Regions from separate parts of the Homo sapiens genome. Here region 1 is linked to region 2. Evidence: read pairs that join two places in POLR2A ChIA-PET (ENCODE). Cell type or tissue: Caco-2. All regions are shown on one strand. Region 1 has its middle 51 kb from the start of TMEM130. Region 2 overlaps BAIAP2L1 (BAR/IMD domain containing adaptor protein 2 like 1).

Region 1 (5,000 bases), 510 kb before region 2:
CAACTACTCAGGAGGCTGAGGCAGGAGAATCACTCAAACCCAAGAGGTGGAGGTTGCAGTGAGCCGAGATCACGCCACTGCACCCCAGCCTGGGTGACAGAGCGAGACTCCATCTCAACAACAACAACAAAAAAGAAAATTGGGGAGAGTAGAAAAGAATGTTAGCTCTGGTCTGTGGGTATGACCTTCTCCAGGCCCCTCAGGAAGAAATTTAGAACAAAGAACTGTCAGAGTTCAGTGCTCAGTTCCCCCTTATCTGAGGTCTACCTGCCAGCAGCAGGTCCATTTGGCAGGAGCCCAGGTTTCTGAAAAACTCAAGGACATCTTTGGTTCCCATCAGGAACTAAACATCTTGTGATTTCCTTGGCTATTGCTTTAAGCTACTATTACCTTTTTGGTTATCAAGTTGCTCATTTACTGCTCAGGACTAGCTAGGTGCCTGAACTTTCCCTTGAAGGAACTCAAGATTTTCCTTTATTTCCATGCTTGGAGGGGGAGGGTGCCCACCAGGCCCCTAATAGGGCCTCTGCTTTATCGCATCTTCAGGGAGGGCTTTCTAGTGGGCCCGTAGCCAGGAGGACAGGTCCTCCACGACCCACCCTCAAAGTCCATGCCTGGCCTGGCATGTTAGCTCATGCCTGTAATCCCAGCACTGTGGGAGGCTGAGGCGGGCAGATCACCTGAGGTCAGGAGTTCAAGACCAGCCTGGCCAACATGGCAAAACCCCGTCTCTACTAAAAATACAAAAATTAGCCGGGTGTGGTGGCACATGCCTTTTAATCCCAAGAATTGCTTGAGCCCGGGAGGTGGAGGTTGTAGTGAGCCGAGACTGCGCTACTGCACTTCAGCCTGGGCAACAGAGCAAGACTCTGTCTCAAAAAAAAAAAAAAAAAAAAAGTGAAGGTTGCCAATAGGATTTGTGAATAGATTGAAGGTGAGGTTTGAGAAAACATGAGAGAGGTCGAGAGGTCGAGAGGTCCAGGGTCTCCCTGAGGTTTGGCCTGAGACACCAGAAAAGTGGAGTTGCCATCAACAGAGATGGGAAGGCTGGAATGAGGAGGTGCGAGGGAACAAAGCTGGAAGACCAGTGGGTCCACAGGTGCCTATGGGGAGACGTTTCAGGAAATAGGAAGAGGAAGTGGAAGATCCAGTGATCACCACCACCCACTGCCCACTACCATCCTTCTCTGAGCTTGTCTTGTTACCAAACCAAATTGAGATCCTCTCACCCAGCACAGTAACGCTAAACATCCACACCACAGTTTGCAGTGGGAGAAGTGAAGGCATTCATTGCGGGGCTCCAAGCAAGGAGAGGGAGGTTACAGTCAAAGCTGTCAATCAATACATGGAAGTTATACCTTGGTTTCACCTAAAAAGGTGAGACATCTCAAAGCAGGAGCCCACAGGCCATAGGAGGATTCAAAGATCTTCTTTTTTTTTGTTTTTTCTTTTTTGAGCTGGAGTCTCACTCTGTCACCCATGCTGGAGTGCAGTGACGCGATCTCAGCTCACTGCAACATCCGGCTCCCAGGTTCAAGTGATTCTCCTGCCTCAGCTTCCTGAGTAGCTGGGATTACAGGCCCACCACCACGGCTGGCTAATTTTTGTATTTTTAGTAGAGATGGGGTTTCATCATGTTGGCCAGGCTGGTCTCAAACTCCTGACCTCAGGTGATCCGGCAGCCTTGGCCTCCCAAAGTGCTGGGATTCCAGGCGTGAGCCACCACGCCCAGCCAACCTTCACAATTTATCCAGAATCTACTCATTTTTTTCCACCTCTACTGCTCTCACCTGGTCTGAGTCATCACCATCTCTTGCCTGAATGATTGCTGTTGTTTCTGCCCTTGTGCTCACCGTCTAGTTTCAGCACAGCAGCCTATTAAGACCTAGGTTGATTAGGCCACACCCCTGCCCCAAATCCTCCAGGTCTCCCAGTCTCACTTAAGGTCCCTGACCTGCTCCTGTCCGACTCCTTGACTTCACTGCTTGTTCACTGTGGCAAGGGGACCTTATAGGCAGCAGGGGGTCCAGAATGTGGGAAGTCCTGTCATGCTAGAGATGCCCATCCTGAAATCAGACGCCAGAGTAGGGATCTGGGCTTGAGGTACAAGGTGGTGTGGGATATAATGAGGTTTCTCGTCAAATAATCTGATCAATCTTTTATCCTTTATCCATAGTACCCGCCCCCCCCCCCACCTTTTTCTCCTTTTTTTCCTTTTTGCCTTTGTTAGATGTCCAGGCAGGCCACAGTACCAGGCGTTATCAGTACCAGCTCACATTCCTTTCCTTATTTGGAAAGAAGACTAACTTTCTTTTCTTTTTTTTTTTTTTTTTTTTGAGATGGAGTCTCGCTGTCGCCCAGGCTGGAGTGCAGTGGCGCGATCTCGGCTCACTGCAAGCTCCGCCTCCCGGGTTCACGCCATTCTCCTGCTTCAGCCTCCTGAGTAGCTGGGACTACAGGCGCCTGCAACCACACCCACCCGGCTAATTTTTTTCTATTTTTAGTAGAGACGGGGTTTCACTGTGTTAGCCAGGATGGTGTCGATCTCCTGACCTCGTGATCCGCTCGCCTCGGCCTCCCAAAGTGCTGGAATTACAGAGTGAGCCGCCGCGCCCGGCCAAAAAAGACTAACTTTCCAGATCATTACAGACACCTCTTCCCCTTCCTGTCCACTTTCTTTTACGTGCCCACCTTATCCAGAAAAAAAAAAAAAATCAAATGTCTAGTCAACCGGGATTAGTTTAGATTGTACGACCCAACCCCGGCCAATGGCAAAAGGGTGCAGGGGCAGGACTTGCCTCAGGAATAAAGGCTCTCGTGCCCCTTTGTTCAGGTGCGCTCTCGTGGCGACTGGCCAAGGAGGCACCCCTCTGCACAAAAGCAAAATTGCTTTGCTAAGGATCCTTTGTTCGAGTGTTCAATTTCCTTAAGATTTTGAGCGTTATTCCTAACAGTGGGACTCCACTCCGGAGGCGGGGCTCAAACACCACACCAAATTGAGGACTAGCTAAAAAAGGACTTCGGTGGAAGCAGCTTTCCATAAGACACGCCCACCAGTGTGCTATGTCAGTTTACCATTGCTGTGGCAACGCTCAGAAGTTACCGCTCCTGGCCGGGCGCGGTGGCTCACGCCTGTAATCCCAGCACTTTGGGAGGCCGAGGCGGGCGGATCACGAGGTCAGGAGATCGAGACCATCTTGGCTAACACGGTGAAACCCTGTCTCTAATAAAAAAATACAAAAAGATTAGCTGGGCGTGGTGGCGGGCACTTGTAGTCCCAGCTACTCAGGAGGCTGAGGCAGGACAATGGCGTGAATCCAGGAGGCAGAGCTTGCAGTGAGCCGAGTTCGCGCCACTGCACTCCAGCCTGGGCGACAGAGCAAGACTCCATCTCAAAAAAAAAAAAAAAAAGAAGTTACCGCTCCTTTCCGTGGCAATGACCCAATGATCCACAAGTTAGCACCCTTTTCCTAGAAATTTCTGCATAAACTGCTCCTTAATTTGCCTATAATTAAACGTGGGTGGTATAAATATGACTGCGGAATTGCCTCCAGGCTGCTGCTCTGGGTTCACCGCCTAAGGGTAGCCCTGCTTTGCAAGGAGCAATACCTCTGCTGCTGGCTGTGCACTGCCACTTTAATAAAAGTTGTTGTCTAGGCCAGGTGCAGTGGCTCATGTCTGTAATCCCAGTACTTTGGGAGGCTGAGGCTGGCGGATCACCTGAGGTCAGGAGTTCGAGACCAGCCTGGCCATGGTGAAACCCTGTCTCTACTAAAAATACAAAAATTAGCCAGGCGTGGTGGTGCACGCCTGTAGTCCCAGCCACTTGGGAGGCTGAGGCAGAAGAATTGCTTGAACCTGGGAGGTGAAGGTTGCAGTGAGCTGAGATCACACTACTGCACTCCAGCCTGGGCAACAGAGTGAGACTCCACCTCAAAAAAAAAAAAAAAAAAGTTGCTGTCTAACACCAGCGACTTGCCCTCGAATTCTTTCCTGAAGGAAGCCATGAACTATCCCAGACTAAGCCCCAATTTGGGGGCTTTCCTGTACTGCATTAGGCTCAGGAGGTGAGCAGGCTCCACCACTGCCAGTGCAGGAAACTCCCTATGAATAACTAGAGATCTTCCCATGGGAAATATAACACCACCATCTTGTTTCATGATGGCAGCCAGAAGCCCAAAGAAAACCCTCCCTGAATATGCATGCATGTGTGCACACACACACAGACACACACAAACACACACACACAGAGACATACACACACAGACATACACACACAGACACAGACACACAGACACACACACATACACAGACACACAGACACACACAGACACAGACACAGACATACACACACAGAGAGACACACACACACACACACATACAGACACACACAGACATACACACACAGACATACACACAGACACGCAGACACACACAGACACACACACAGACATACACACATAGACATGGACACACAGACAACACACACAGACACACACAGACACACACACACAAACACACCCACATACCCACAGACAGACAGACACACACAGACATACACAGAGACACACACACAGACACACACACACACACACTCACTGACTCCATTCGGCTCTAGGTCTTTAAATGAGATTTGATTCATTTAATCCTTACAATGACCCAGGAGACAGGTTACTACTATTATTTCCAGATGTGTGGGGTTTTATTATATTCTTTTTTGCAACATTGCAATTATTGTCAACAACAGTTCATTATTTGAAAATTCTTCCTGGGACAGGCAGACAAATGTGAAACCCAAGACAGTTGGGATGGAACAGAACTCCTGGTTTGTTTGGTGAATAGGAGCTCGGTAGGAATGAGCTTGGAAGAGTTGATGTCTCATTCTTTTTACTCCAGTTGAGTGTGGTGTGGAACCATTGGCAACTCTACAAGCCCTAACATTTGGCCATCGTGGGAGACTATGTTAATTCTAATACTAAAGCCAATGTGAGTTCTGTTCC
Region 2 (5,000 bases):
AGTCCCAGCTACTTAGGAGGCTGAGGAGGGAGGATCCTTTAAGCCTGGGAAGTCCAGACTACAGTGAGCTGTGATCCTGCCACTGCACTCCAGCCTGGGCAACAGAGTGAGACTCTGTCTCAAATGTATATACATACATATATATATATTTTTTTCTACCTTTTTTCCCCTGGAGTGGAAATATCAGCCTGTGTTTGAATGGAGACATGAACAGCACAGCCTCGTGCTCATGGGTAGAGAGTATGGGACAAACCTGCCCTAGCTGGTTCCTGGCCCAGCCACTTGCCAGCTGTGGGGTCTGTCCTGTGGATAATAAATAGCAGCACCTTCCTCCTGGGAGCCTGGCGGGATGGCAGCTGTGAGACATTGAGATCGTGACTGGCACCTGGTGAGGACTCTGTAAATGGAACTCATCCTCACCTTGTCCTTCTTAGGCCTGGGGGTGAGAAGCTGAGCGGCCAGCATGGCAAGACCAACTGCATTTCCAGCTTTCTTCTTTTCTTTGTGGACATTGGCAGTTGGGTTTGAACTGTGGCCCTAGCCTGCCTTTGCGATTGGAATTGCGAGGGCAGTTTGGCGTTGGAGCGGTTTGTCTCTCTAAGAAGAGCCATCCTGGCTAAAGCAGTGCAGATCAACCCGGCACACACCGCCTTGTCCTTGGGCCTGGAAAAGAGCCCGCAGCCGCAGGGATCCTCTTCTGCACGGTGCATGCCTTCAGGCTGCACGCTGCCTCTGTTTCTCAACAGTCCCTGTTCCTTCTGGGCAATGATCAAAGCGAGGAAATAGGACAGGGTCAGTTTCCGTGGAAGGAGCATTGTTGGCAAGATGAGAACAGGTGGATTCCTGGGGTTTGCTCATTGGAATGTGCCTATTGATTCTCATGCTTTGAAAAGCCATTACTGCTACACTCCCTCCAACAGGTACTTCCGAAGATCCCAGTTTACAGCGATCAGTTTCGGTTGCAACGGGACTGAACATGATGAAGAAGCAGAAAGTGAAGACCATCTTCCCGCACACTGCGGGCTCCAACAAGACCTTACTCAGCTTTGCACAGGGAGATGTCATCACGCTGCTCATCCCCGAGGAGAAGGATGGCTGGCTCTATGGAGAACACGACGTGTCCAAGGCGTAAGTCTGGGCGTGATGGTCCCCGCAGGGCACCAGACGGCCCCTCCCTTCCAGAGCAGCCAAGCTGCAAACTGTCTTCGTGGACATGCTCACATTTTAGCCAAAGTTAAGTTTATGGTTTAGTTCTAGTTTAGTTAACTGAAGTTATTCGATCCCAGGCTATTTTCTGTATGTCTGTGCATGTAGAGATACATTTGGTGCATGCATAGTTATTAGAGCGTATGAAGTCACCTGTCTGAAAGTAGTTTAAACATTCTTTTGTTTTTAAAAAAAATTTAGCATTTGGCCAGTGCAGTGGCTCATGCTTGTAATCCCAGCACTTTGGGAGGCTAAGGCGGGCAGATCACCTGAGGTTAGGAGTTCCAGACCAGCCTGGCCAACATGGTGAAACCCCATCTCTACGAAAAATACAAAAATTAGCCAGGCGTGGTGGCAGGCGCCTGTAATCCCAGCTACTCGGGAGGCTGAGGCAGGATTGAACCTGGGAGGCGCAGGTTGCAGTGAGCCGAGATCTCGCCATTGCACTCCAGCCTTGGGTGACAGAGCAAGACTCTGTCTCAAAAAAATAAATAAAATTAGCATTTGATTTATTGAAGATAATCTGCATATCAGATATACTTTGTTAAGGTTTAGCACGTAGGTAGTTTGAATGCAATCCTCTTAATTTCAGCCATAATTATGTGCACAAGCCTTCCTGTAACTAGCTTGTCAGTTTTCTAGACAGATTGTTCAGATGTATTAAATAAAACCAATATGGAAAAAAAAAGGGGTAATCCAAATCAAATTAATGTTATACATACAACATATATTGCTTTTTAGCTAGGCATGGTGGTGCACACTTCTAGTCACAGCTACTCGGATGCTGAGGCAGGGGGATTGCTTGAGCCCATGAGTTCGAGGCTGCTGTGAGCTATGATCGCACCACTGCACTCCAGCCTGGGCAACAGAGCGAGACCCTGTCTCTATTAAAAAAAAATTGTTAACAATACACATTGTTCAGTGTATGTGAAAGTCCATATTTACCTATTAAAAGCCTTAATTTCATTTCCTCCACACATGGGCGTTTCTGGAGCAGTGGACCTGTCTGCCCTGAGCTCTCACCAGGTTGTTCAGGGAGGTTGCCGTCCACATGTCTACTGCTGATAGGGTCTTTTCTCCCTCTTTGCCGGTAGGAGGGGTTGGTTCCCGTCGTCGTACACGAAGTTGCTGGAAGAAAATGAGACAGAAGCAGTGACCGTGCCCACGCCAAGGTAGCCCTGAACGTGGCTGAGCTCTCCCGGTGACAGAAACCCCTGCCTTGTCGTTTCTGTAACACACCACCATCTAGCTGTGTCGCAGGCCCTGCCCTAAGCCTCAGCTCTCGTGGACTAGTCAGAGATGAGACCGCGGCTCACAGTGCTGTCTGCCGTGATTTCTGTTGTCCCCGAGCTTTGCTGCTGTGAGGAGACCCAGCCCAGGCCACCTACTCCTCGCAGTCCTGCAGCCCTCTGAAACTCCCTCCCTGTGCCCTGCCCCTCCTGGTCGCTAAACCCAAGCCATGTGTTTTCCGTCCTTATCTTACACTTATCTTACCGTTCTTATCTTACAGCCCTTAACGCTGTTGTATGCTTTTTCTGGAATGTTCTCTGGCCCCGGCTGCTTGACCTGTGCTCTGTTTGTCTTCTGCCTCACCAGCTCTTTGCACCCCTCTTCTGCCCATCAATTAAACATCAGTGTTCTTGGGAGTCACCCTGGGTCCATCCTTCCTGCCTGTGCTGGGCCATCTCATCCACTCCCATGGCTTGAAATACACTGATGGGCTTTGCTGAGCACCTCCATGCCGAAAACCCCCAAATCCGTATTCCAGATCAGATACTAACAGTAGTTATTGCCTAGAGACTGTCCAAAGGACTTTGCATTGATTTTTTCACTTAATTCTCACAGCAGACCCATGAGGTGGGCCCCCACTTTAAAAAATGAGGAAACTGGCCGGGCACGGTGGCTTGTGCCTGTAATCCCAGCACTTTGGGAGATGGAGGCAGGAGGATTACTTGAGGCCACAAGTTCAGGACCAGCCTGCGCAACATAGCAAGATCCCCATCTCTACAAAAAAAATAAACAATTAGCCAGGGCATAGTGGCATATGCCCATTGTCCCATCTACTCTGGAGGCTGAGGCGGGAGGATCGAAGTTCACAGAACCCCCATAACCCATCCAGCTAGCCAGGTAGAAGGCCTCCAGGTCCGACGTTGCATTCCCCAGGGTCTGATGCTGTCTGCAATCTTCATCCCTAGCAGAAGAGCTAAAATGCCATTGTGCTGGGGAACAAAAACTGAGTAACACTTTTAGGATGTTAAAATTTCAAGTGTTTACATTTTTTTTTTTTTTAACTCTTAGCTCATTGCTCACTCCAGCTTTTGCTAGTCTCCAATTTCTTTCCTTAGATTAAATCAATCAAGAGCCAGCCCCTAATTTAAAAGGTTTCCTCTCCTTTTGTCATGTCTTTTAAATAATTTTTTGGCCAGGCGCAGGGGCTCATGCCTGTAATCCCAGCACTTTGGGAGGCCGAGGCGGGCAGATCACCTGAGATCAAGAGTTCAAGACTAGCCTGGCCAACATAATGAAACCCCGTCTCTACTAAAAAAAAAAAAAAAAAAAAAAACAAAAAACAAAAAAATTAGCTGGGCGTGGTGGCAGGCGCCTGTAATCCCGGCTACTTGGGAGGCTGAGGCAGGAGAATCACTTGAACCAGGGAGGCGGATGTTGCAGTGAGCCAAGATCGCGCCACTGCACTCCACCCTGGACAATAAGAGGGAAACCCCATCTCAAAAAAAAAAAAAAAAATTTCTTGTGAGGATATGTTTAGAAACCACTAAAAACATTAGTGTTTTAGGCCGGGTGTGGTGGCTCATGCTGTAATCCCAGCTGAGGTCAGGAGTTCAAGACCAGCCTGGCCAATATGGTGAAACCCCATCTCAACTAAAAATACAAAAAATTAGCTGGGCACACTGGCGTGCACCTGTAATCCCAGCTACTCAGGAGGCTGAAGCAGAAGAATCACTTAAACCTAGAAGGCAGAGGTTGCAGTGAGCTGACATCATGTCATTGCACTCCAGCCTGGGTGACAGAGTGAGACTCTGTCGCAAAAAAATTTAAAAAATACAGTGTTTTGTATTGATATATGTACTGTGTGTGTCTGTGTGTGTGAGATCAAGATCAGGTTTTGATTGGTGATGTACTATTACTGTTGTCCTTGGTCAGGGACACAGAGGATGTTTGGGGTTTGGTGGTGAGACATTATCTAACACGTGCTGTGTCCTTTTTGGGTTTGAGCCCCACACCAGTGAGAAGCATCAGCACCGTGAACTTGTCTGAGAATAGCAGTGTTGTCATCCCCCCACCCGACTACTTGGAATGCTTGTCCATGGGGGCAGCTGCCGACAGGAGAGCAGATTCGGCCAGGACGACATCCACCTTTAAGGCCCCAGCGTCCAAGCCCGAGACCGCGGCTCCTGTGAGTAAAGCCGCAGCAGGGCGTCCTGGGTCCTGGACTCGCCATCCCCGACTGGGAGGCGCAGGTCCTGTGGTGACCGCCTTGCTCTGCTCTGTCCCCAGGGGGAGAGTGGTGTCCCCGGGGAGGAGGGAGGAGGGGACTTGCTGCCTTTGATCCTCTAGATTCCCTTCTTTGTCATGCAGCCTTTCACCTCCTTGACTTCAGCCCTTCTTTCATGTGGACTCTATCTTGTCAGTGAGAGTTTACACACAGTCGCCTCTAGTTTGCTAGATTTTATTAGGTTTCTTATCTTTCCTGCCTGGCTGCAGTCTTCTAGCCATTGAATCACCATTTTCTTTCATTTTCTTATTTTCTGAAGAGAGGCTTACATTAAAAGTGG

The links. Peaks named below come from ENCODE experiments on the same cell type or tissue, not always from the same donor. Only the 100,000 strongest peaks of a DNase experiment are listed, where the experiment ranks them.
Region 1: POLR2A ChIA-PET joins it to region 2 with 9 read pairs; 4 of 35 experiments call an interaction of 5 or more read pairs at or near these places.

Annotation. Positions count from the first base shown.
Region 1 is chr7:98,816,842-98,821,841 of GRCh38, reverse strand. No RefSeq gene overlaps it. Among named protein-coding and RNA genes, the nearest start is that of TMEM130, 51 kb to the left of the region's middle. In Caco-2, no CTCF peak of the experiment used is centred here; DNase peaks (open chromatin) are centred at 1,911, 2,241 and 2,491.
Region 2 is chr7:98,303,817-98,308,816 of GRCh38, reverse strand. It overlaps BAIAP2L1 (BAR/IMD domain containing adaptor protein 2 like 1), which reads left to right. Exons shown (of 14, transcript NM_018842.5): 10 at 921-1,128; 11 at 2,301-2,378; 12 at 4,441-4,621. It also overlaps a transcript of BRI3 not described here. Among named protein-coding and RNA genes, the nearest start is that of BRI3, 25 kb to the right of the region's middle. RefSeq lists enhancers at 1,972-2,472, 2,473-2,973. In Caco-2, no CTCF peak of the experiment used is centred here; DNase peaks (open chromatin) are centred at 2,666 and 4,736; H3K4me3 peaks cover 697 bases.